Linked DNA regions of Homo sapiens: region 2 is linked to region 1. A link is a loop called in an ENCODE intact Hi-C map of the cell type or tissue named here. Cell type or tissue: dorsolateral prefrontal cortex. All regions are shown on one strand. Links, peaks and the distances in the headings refer to the core of each region. The heading gives the core; the rest is flanking DNA.

Region 1 (5,384 bases), core at 94-5,093:
ATGTTTTCAATAGGACTAAATTAATGTGTAATAACTCCATCTTAATGGAACAAGTAAGGCTTATCTAAAGTGTTATTAAACTTTCAGGTGAAGTCACTGGCTACCTCCTGCCCAGAGGAACTCAGTAAAGGAAACGTGTTAGCATGGCCTGATTTCTTGTCAGGAATTGTGGGGAAAGTGAAGATCGATTCTAAGAGCATATTTTGTTCTGGTGAGAATTTCCTTCTTTCATAGACTCCACTATCTCTTGACCACCCTGGGACTGTCTAGCAAAAGAAGACAGTTCAGAATTCTCTATCGGTCCAATCGTATGTGACTGTCAATCTACTTTTTGTAACTAGTAATTCATATTTACCCTATTTTCATCCAAAGGATTTGTTTTTTTAATGCAAAAATATATTCTGTATAACAAAATATAATTAGGAAATTTGGATGAAAGTAAAATAATATCAGGAAAATTAGAGAAGAAATGAGGTTATTTTTTTCAAGGCCCACCGACATACTATGCACCTGTTTGAGATGGGGTACTCTTTTGGTTCTATAATTTGTAGAAGGTATCTAGGAACAGGTAGCACAGGGAGAAAAGCGATGGATGTTGCAATCTGCACACTAAAACTGAATGATCAAAACTGTATCATAAAATCAAATTTATTTAAATGAGTTTCTTAGACTGTCCTAGAATTTATGGCTTTTGATAACTTACAAGAACATTTCATTGACATTCCTAAAATATTTTGAAAGAGGGAGAGTTATTGACTTAAATGCTTTTTTTTTTTTTTTTTTTTAGTGATTTTGCTTGCCAGTGATCTGGTTACATGTTAACTTGTTTTCACATCAGTAAGGTGGCTCTCAAATGCTGATACAGAATACAGTTTGAAATCATTGACTTGGTGATGCTACCACTATGCCGCTGACAAGCTCTGCACCTGTGTTCTTTGCCCTCAGATTGCCCACGCTTAGGAGGGTCAGTGCCTCATCTGAGAACTGCATCTGAAGATTTAAAGCCAGGTTCCAAAGTCAATCTGTTCTGTGATCCAGGCTTCCAGCTGGTCGGGAACCCTGTGCAGTACTGTCTGAATCAAGGACAGTGGACACAACCACTTCCTCACTGTGAACGTGAGCTGCCTTTCTTGAAGCCATTTCAGTGACTTTTGAAAAATATTGAAAACATAACTCTTTTCAGGAATGCTAGACAAAGAGTGAATACTTCACAGTAGCAAATATACCAAATATTCATTGAACCTTTTCTTTGTTTAATGAACTGTGCTGGGCATCATGAAGGAGATGGGTGATTAGGATCCAGAGGGACCATTTGTGCATGCATCCAAGGTGATGCAAGGAACTGAAAGGGTTGGAAAGACACACCCTACAGGTAGAGGCCCAGAGATAGATGGGTCATTGCTGGAGGGGGAAACAGGGAGAGCCATCTTCAGTCGAGTGCATTCATTCATTCATTTATTCAGCAACTTTTAAAGTACCTATTATGTGCTAGGCACTGATCTAGGTCCTGGAGATGCAGCAGTTCAGGGGAAAAAGCTCCTATTCTTATGTAGTTTACATTCTAATAGGAGAGACAGAAAAATAAGTAAATATAATATTTATTTATAGTAAATAATAAAGGTAAGGGCTAGAAGCAAGAGCTGTAAAGAAAAATAAAAGAGGCTAGGAAAATACAAAGTGTGGCCAGGTGTGGTGGCTCACATTTGTAATCCCAGCACTTTGGGAGGCCAAGACGGGCGGATCGCTTGAGCCCAAGAGTTCAAGACCAGCCTAGGCACATGATGAAACCCTATCTCCACAAAAAATACAAAAATTGGCCAGGCGTAGTGGTGTGTGCCAGTAATTCCAGCTACTCAGTAGGCTGAAATGGGAGGATCGCTGAGCCCAGGAGGCAGGCAGAGGTTGCAGTGAATTGAGATTGCACCACTGCACTCCAGCTTAGGTGACAGAACTAGACCCTATCTTAAAAAAAAAAAAAAAAAAAAAGTAATACAAAATGAGGGTTAGGTGGAGGCTAGACTGCTATTTTAGATAAGCACCTGTTACCACCTGATATATTCACCGTTTTTTTTTTTTTTTTTTTTTTTGGCCTATCTACCCCACTAGATAATAAGCTCCATAAGGCAGGGATTTTGTTTGTTTGGCTCACTGCTGTAACTCCAGCACCTAGAACAGTGTCTATGTGTTAGGCCATTTTGCATTGCTATAAAGAAATACCTGAGACTAGGTAATGTATAAAGAAAGGAGATTTAATTGGCTCACAGTTCTGCCGGCTGTACAGGAAGCATGGTGCTGGCACCTGCTCAGCTTCTGGGGAGGCCTCAAGGAGATTTTACTCATGGCAGAAGGCATCAAGAGTAGGCACATCACATGACAGAAGCAGGAGCAAGAGAGACAGTGGAGGGAGAGGTGCCACACACTTAACCAGATCTCACGAGAACTCACTCACCATTGCAAGGACAGCACCAAGCCATGAGGGATCTGCCCCTATGACCCAAACACCTCCCACAAGACCCCAATTCCAACATTGGGGATCACATTTCAACATGAGATTTGGGCAGGGACAAATATCCAAACTTTATCAGCGTCTAGTGGGTAAATGTTTTTTGAATAAATGAATTGCATGCCTACTGTGAGCCAGGCAATGTGCTAGACGCTGAGGGTTCAGGCTGCTGCTATCCCTAGGACACCCTCAGTCTGATGTTTGCATTCAGTAAAAATGTCATGCTTAACTGAACTGCTAGTTTAATACAAATAAAGTGTTCTTGGAGTATTTTGCTCTTAATGTCGTTGTCTTCTTCCTGGTCACCTTACAGGCATTAGCTGTGGGGTGCCACCTCCTTTGGAGAATGGCTTCCATTCAGCCGATGACTTCTATGCTGGCAGCACAGTAACCTACCAGTGCAACAATGGCTACTATCTATTGGGTGACTCAAGGATGTTCTGTACAGATAATGGGAGCTGGAACGGCGTTTCACCATCCTGCCTTGGTGAGATAAATGTTGGCAACTACTATATGAGATTATTCTAGCTCTGTAGATGACAGTCATCCCAAATTCCTGAGGTTCTTGAGGCATTGCTTTGTTAACTTTATCTCATCCCAGTAAGCTCTGGCCAAGCCATAGTGACAAAGCAGCTGTATGTAGAGGTGCCAGAAATGTTTTAAATTTTTATCAGGCTCCATATTAAGACTATATTTATATATCCCTGTCTTATACTTGCCCACCTATAAACTAGGGAAATAATAGCTTTTATTGTATATCTGCAATGTGATTATGACTGTTATATTTAAATTCTATACAAATATATGAAGTGTTGTGCATTACGTGATATGTAATGATTTAAAAGTAAAAACAGATGTTTGATACATACGGAAAAGGAATCAACTTTAATATTTATAAGCTGTCTTCATTTTAGATGTCGATGAGTGTGCAGTTGGATCAGATTGTAGTGAGCATGCTTCTTGCCTGAACGTAGATGGATCCTACATATGTTCATGTGTCCCACCGTACACAGGAGATGGGAAAAACTGTGCAGGTAACCAATATATGTAGAACTAAAAGTTCCTAATTCCATTCTTTTATTCAAGTACATATTTTAAGTGTATGTTATTTCTAAGTGAGATAATTGTTTCAACTTCAAAGGGCATACAGGTAGGCAGATAAGATAAAGTTCTTACAAAAGACACATCAGTAACAACTAAAAGTGCTTTAAAGTAGCATTGTGCCTCCCCCAACTTCCCAATTTCTCAGAAACAAAACTGACAGCCAACTATGATTCTACAATGTTGAAACGTCTACATAGTACAAGAATAATAGAGTGGATATAGAAATATAATCAGTGACATCCCTGCCTCAATCAGAGCAAGGAAGATGCTTTATCACATCTTCACTATCAATATCTTTCCTCTGCCTCAGTCACATAAAATTATATCATTGAAAAAAAATAGACATCTTGCCTCCCCAAGACATCTTGCACTACAATATTTTGAAATAGCTTTGATAATACCAGATCATCTCTCAACCCGTTGTTGTATTTCTTCATTTGTTGTGAAGAGTAACTCCTGGAAAACAATAAGATGTCTATATGAACACACCATATAAACAGTTCTTTATTTTAGTTATTTCATGTAATATTATATCAGGCACATTTTTGGTGTCACAAAATAGTTTGAGAGCAGGATTTTAATTCCTGTTTTATAATTCACTTTATGGATTTTCCATAAGTAACTTTTCTCTGTATGTTAATATTAGGTGATATTCACTATGGAAAACAGTTTAATAAGCATCTTTGGACATACATCTTTATGCTTACCTCTGGCTGTTTTCCTCAAAATCAGCTCATAATTGCATTTACTTTAAGAATTTGTTTAAACTCCTTGACTTATATAGCTCAAATGGCCTTTGAAAAGATTGATGCAATATATCCTCCCGTTTTGAGAATTCAAGTATTATATTCACTTTTCTTGCTCAACACTGGCCCAAACCTTGCTTTAGCTTTTTCTCCTTCCTATTATAGCAGTGGAGACCGACCCTGAATCTGTAGATAGGGAGAGCCCAGAGCCCATACTCTATTTGGGAAGGGAGGCTGGAAACTTTCCTGAATCTGCTTTATTCAGCCTTTCCATCAGCCTGACACCAAGTCAGTTGCTCTGAAAAACTGGGTATGAAGAGGGAACAGATGAAAGAGGCTAATGCCCTTCTAAGCCACTCTCTAGCACCACCACTACTTTCCCAATGAGCGCCTACCTTTGCAGCCAGAAAAATTATGTATATTGTTGTTAGGAATTGCTGTTTCAAACTATTATTGCTTAAATGCTTATTAAATGTATGTTCTGGTCTAATGTCCAATGTGTCTCTGGGCCCTCATGCATTTCCCTTCACGAGGTTTTCTCTTGCGATTTTAACAGGTTTCTTAACTATAGTGGAATTCTTTTGCTGTGAGACTTTGCATGGTTGTGTGAAAGCCACTTATTATTCCACCAAAACTGTCTGTTTCTAGAACCTATAAAATGTAAGGCTCCAGGAAATCCGGAAAATGGCCACTCCTCAGGTGAGATTTATACAGTAGGTGCCGAAGTCACATTTTCGTGTCAGGAAGGATACCAGTTGATGGGAGTAACCAAAATCACATGTTTGGAGTCTGGAGAATGGAATCATCTAATACCATATTGTAAAGGTATGTTTAGTAAATTTACCACGTTTCTTATGTTTGGCAATCCTAGAAAGGTAAGGCGTAGACATATGAAGTGTTATGTTGTATCAATGTTCTTTGTATTTGAACTGAGGTATTAGGCTCATGTTTAAACATGACCCCACACACACACACCAAAAAAAAAAAAAAAGAAAACAAACAAACAAAAAAAGATCTTGAGCTGCCCCTTG
Region 2 (5,384 bases), core at 112-5,111, 150 kb before region 1:
TCATCTCAATAGATGCCGAAAAATCATTTGACAAAATCCAGCATTGCCTTTATGATTAAAACCCTCAGCAAAATCAGCGTACAAGGGATATACCTCAATGTAATATAAGCCATCTGTGACAAACACACAGCCAACATAATACTGAATGGGGAAAAGTTGAAAGCATTCCCTCTGAGAACTAGAACAAGACAATGATGCCCACTCTCACCACTTCTATTCAACGTATTACTGGATGTCCTAGCCAGAGCAATTAGACAAGAGAAAGAAATGAAGGGCATCCAAATCAGTAAAGAGGAAGTCAAAATGTTGCTGTTTGCTGATGATATGATCCTATACCTAGAAAACCCTAAAGATTTCTCCAAAAAGCTCCTAGAACTGATAAATGAATTCAGCAAAGCTTCAGGATACAAAATTAATGTACACAAGTGAGTAACTCTCCTATATATCAACAGCAAACAAGATGAGAATCAAATCAAGAACTCAACTCCTTTTACAATAGCTGCAAAAACAAATAAACAAACAAAAAAACTGAGGAATATACCTAACCAAGGAGGTGAAAGACCCCTACAAGGAAAACTACAAAATACTGCTGAGAGAAATCATAAACACAAACAAATGGAAATGGAAACACATCCCTTGCTCATGGATGGGTAGAATCAATATTGTGAAAATGACCACACTGCCAAAGCAATCTACAAATTCAATGCAATTCCCATCAAAATACCACCATCATCCTTCACAGAATTAGAAAAAAAAAATTCTAAAATTCATATGTAACCAAAAAAGAGCCTGCATAACCAAAGCAAGTCTAAGCAAAAAGAACACATCTGTAGGCATCACATTACCTGATTTCAAACTTACTACAAAGCCATAGTCACCAAAACAGCATGGTGCTGGTATAAAAAATACACATAGACCAATGGAACAGAATAGTGAACCGAAAAATAAACCCAAATACTTACAGCCAACTGATCTTTGACAAAGGAAACAAAAAACTAAAGTGGGGAAAGGACACCCTATTCAACAAATGGTGCTGGGATAATTGGCTAGCCACATGTAGGAGAATGAAACTGGATCCTAATCTCTCACCTTATGCAAAAATCAACTCAAGATGGATTAAGGACTTAAATCTAAGACCAAAAACCATAAAAATTCTAGAAGATAACATTGGAAAAACCCTTCTACACATTGGTTTAGGCAAGAATTTCATGACCAAGAACCCAAAAGCAAATGCAACAAATACAAATACAAATAAATATTAATACAAATAAATAGCTGGGACTTAATTGAACTAAAGATCTGTTGCATGGCAAAATAAACAGCACGGTAAACAGACAACCCACAGAGCAGGAGAAAATCTTCACAATCTATACATCTGACATAGGACTAATATCTACAATGACCTCAAACAAATTCACAAGAAAAAAAAATCCCATAAAAAATGGGCTAAGGATATGAATAGACAATTCTCAAAAGAAGATATGCAAATGGCCAATGAACATATAAAAAAAATGCTCAACATCACTAATGATCAGGGAAATGCAATCAAAACCACAATGAGATACCACCTTACTCCGGTAAGAATAGTCATAATCAAAAAATAATAGATGTTGAGGTGGATGCGGTGAACAGGGAACACTTCTACGCTGCTAGTGGGACTGTAAACTAGTACAACTACTATGGAAAACAGTGTGGAGATTCCATAAAGAACTAAAAGTAGAACTACCATTTGATCCAGCAATCCCACTACTAGGTATCTACCCAGAGGAAAAGAAAGAGATACTTGCACAGGTATGTTTATAGCAGCACAATTTGCAATTGCAAAAAAGTGGAACCAGCCCAAATGCCCATCAATCAATCAGTGGATAAGAAACTGTGAACGATGAAATACTACTCAGACATAAAAAGGAATAAACTAATGGCATTCGCAGCAACCTGGATGGGATTGGAGACTATTATTCTAAGTGAAGTAACTCAGGAATGGAAAAACCAAACATCGTATGTTCTCACTCATAAGCAGGAGCTAAGCTATGAGGATGTAAAGGCATAAGAATGACACAATGGACTTTGGGGACTCAGGGGGAAAGGGTGCGAAGGGGGTGGGGGATTAAAGACTACAAATTGGGTTCAGTGTATACTGCTCAGATGATGGGTGCACCAAAATCTCACACATCATCACTAAAGAACTTACTCATCTGTTCCCCAAAAAACTGATGGGAATTTTTTTTAAAAAGAAACATATAGAGTGGCAGATGTTCCCAACCTCTGTATGTGAGAGAATGTCTTTGTTAAATTCACGGCAGAAAGATATTCTTATAAATACAGTCATAATGCAGTCACAAGGTGGCATCTTCCTCCTATCTCCACTGCCTGCCGCTGTGATTCACTGACACTGTGTTATAGTTTTGTTTTTAAAACAAAACATGACAACTAGCATGCGTGGAAACAGACATTTTTCCTGCCTCTGCTCCCATGACTGGACTTGATGCTTGGAATCTCAGGAGGATCTTTACCAGCACCACTCTGCTCTCTTCCTCAGTCCCTCTTCCATCTTTCCCCATATGCACGTTGCAACTTATCTGTTCACAGTATCAGCTTCAATGTAGAAAGATGGGTGCTGTGAAGGGAGGGTGTAGTTGGTGTCCTCGACTCAAGCAGAGGTCCCAGCGGGTAGACAGGATTGAGGTTCCATTCCTGATTGAACAAAATGTGGGACTCTGAATCACAGTTTAGGTGGTGAGAATTATATAATGCATGCCTCTTGCCCTAGCCCACCAACACACTTTTTTTTTTTCCAGAAGTCTTTATTTCATGAGATGAAGTCAGGAAGTCAGGGTAGGTTTTTTTTACACTTCAGCTCCATGTTGTCATTTCTATACCTTTAAGTTGCTTTTTCTTTTCCTCTTTTTTCTTTTTTTTTTTTGAGTCAGAGTTTCACTCTGTTGCCCAGGCTGGAGTGCAGTAGTGCGATCTAGGCTCACTGCAACCTCTGCCCCCTCAGTTCAATGGATCATCCTGCCTCAGCCTCCCGACTAGCTGGGACTTCAGGCATGTGTCACCATGCCCAGCTATTTTTTTTTTTTTTTTTTTTTGTATTTTTAGTAGAGACAGGGGTTCACCACGTTGGTCAGGCTGGTGTCGAACTGCTGACCTCAAATGATCCACCCGCCTCGGCCTCCTGAAGTGTTGGGATTACAGGCATGAGCCACTGTGCCCAGCCTTTCTAATCTTAATGTTTAGTCTAACAAGTTTTTGTCATCTTCTGCATCTATTACTGTGGTATAGGCCAGAGTTTCTCAACCTCACCACTATTGTCATTTGGGGCTAGATGATTCTTTGTTGTGGTGGCTGCCAGTGCATTGTAGGAGGTTTTGTTGCACCCCTTACTCCTATACACTAGATGCCAGTAGCACTGCCCCATCCCCCAAATGTCTCCAGACATTGCCTAAGGTTCCTGGGAGTGAGACATGCAAATCTCTCCCGCTGGGAACCACTGCTTTAGATTAGAGAGCAGAAGGGACTACAGGGCTCTGGGGAGCGGTGGCAAGACTTGGAGCAGCAGTCTTAATAACACTCAGGCAGGACTTCTCTGACTGATGTGTCCCCACTCTCTTACCATGAGGACAAGTAACATAGGCCTGACTGTTCATCCCGTTGGAGGTACACAATGCCAGAGTGCTGTTCTTAGGCGTTCACCCTTGGGGCATGTGTTAGAATTATCCAGAGAGCTTTGAATGTGTCTAGGCCTATGGCAGACATCTCAAAATATTATTAACTTGAGTTGGTGGGGTAAAAGTCTTTCTCAGGTTATAAATCCGAAGAAGAGACTAAATGTGGCATCCAAAAAGAAGCCAAACTGAGAGAAAAATTAAAGACCTAAGTAGTTTTTAATTTCCTTTTCCAAGCCTTTTTGAGACCAGCTGTACCCTCTGCCCTTTCCCTAGTTTAGTTATACTAACCAAAAAATCCCTTTTTGTTTAAATGAGGAGACATTAGGTGCCACTTACTTGCAGCAAGAGTTCTAAAGCAATTGAGTACCTCCTTGGTTTGTGTGGGGAACACAGGAGATGGCACACATTGCAGATGCCACGGTGCTTTGCACATAAAGGGCTTCATGATGTGTTTTAAATAACACAGAGTAGATGATATTTGGAAAAACTTTTTTTTTTTTAAAAAAGTCCCAGCTCAAATGAAGTCTTACTCATTCCCCAGGAAGAACGAGATCTTTCTCCTCCTTGCTCTTTCTTCTCTGCTTTTGCAGTCACCCTACTGCTTTGTAATTGTTTGCAAATCTATGTTCTTTTCTAATGTTCTTTGAACTTCTGGAGGACTGGAACTCAGTCTTATTCACCTTTAAATCCTCCGTATCTAACATGCCAGCACATAGCAGGTGGTCAATAAGTATTGTTAGGAAAATAATTTGAAGAACATTCATGATTAAAGGTGGCAATAAGAGCAACCAGCCAGCATTTATTGAGTACACGCTATGCTCCAAGCATTGTCCTAAGAATTTTACTTTTTTATGACTTAATCCTTATGACAGCCCTTAATATGTTATCGTTATTACTCCATTTTACAAATGAACAAACTGAGTCAAGGCTGTACAACTAATAAATGGCAGAGTCATGATTTCGTCCAGGAAAACTGATGCCAGAGCCCTAACATGTTACACAATACATTGTGATACTTGTCACTGAAAGTATTTTGTTAAATACAGACGGAGTTAAATCATTCACTATTAGAAACAGAGGAAACTGAGATCACTGAATTCCATCATGAAATAGATACTGATGCTGAGCCAAGGATTGGAAGTGACTCAGTTCAGGTGGTTTACATAACCGTAGGCTTACCTACACGGTGTTCCTGACTCCCAGCTGGAATCTTTTAACCAAAGGCCCCACCCTCATGCAAAGTGCACCTTTTCTTTACACGTGCGCTCTCCCCTTTGGAGGTCTTGCTTTGGAAAAACCACCCCAGGTAGCAACTTGTTTCAAAGCAGATATATGCCAGGTACCACTTAAAGCCAGGTGGATCTTATCTGTTGAAATAGATCAAGAACACATGAAAGGGGACTGGGGACCCCCTACTTACACTTCAGACTTCAGCACAAACTTTCTGTCCTCAGAGAAGGCTTCTCTGGCCTCTCCAAGGTCAAGTCTGTCTACCTAAGCTCTCCTTTATTTAGCATGGTCACTTGTAATTACATATATTTTGTATGTTAATATCTGGTTAATGGTCACCTCACTTGTTACCCTTTAAGTTCATTGAGGATAGAATCCCTGTCAATTTTTGTTCCTTATATTTGCAGTGCCTCACATAGTTCCTGGCACACAATGGGTATTCAAAAAATATTTGTTAAAATCAGGAAAGAATGAACAAACAGA

The links. Peaks named below come from ENCODE experiments on the same cell type or tissue, not always from the same donor. Only the 100,000 strongest peaks of a DNase experiment are listed, where the experiment ranks them.
Region 2: it touches region 1 in a loop (2.5-fold over the local background); 7 of 110 quality-filtered maps call a loop at or near these places.

Annotation. Positions count from the first base shown.
Region 1 is chr9:110,430,068-110,435,451 of GRCh38, reverse strand. It overlaps SVEP1 (sushi, von Willebrand factor type A, EGF and pentraxin domain containing 1), which reads left to right. Exons shown (of 48, transcript NM_153366.4): 29 at 88-211; 30 at 946-1,116; 31 at 2,817-2,990; 32 at 3,418-3,537; 33 at 5,002-5,178. Among named protein-coding and RNA genes, the nearest start is that of TXNDC8, 95 kb to the right of the region's middle. In dorsolateral prefrontal cortex, for the core only: no CTCF peak of the experiment used is centred there; a DNase peak (open chromatin) is centred at 2,931; H3K27ac peaks cover 4,918 bases.
Region 2 is chr9:110,580,434-110,585,817 of GRCh38, reverse strand. No RefSeq gene overlaps it. Among named protein-coding and RNA genes, the nearest start is that of SVEP1, 3.4 kb to the right of the region's middle. In dorsolateral prefrontal cortex, for the core only: a CTCF peak has its summit at 2,352; a DNase peak (open chromatin) is centred at 2,380; H3K4me3 peaks cover 729 bases; H3K27ac peaks cover 2,900 bases.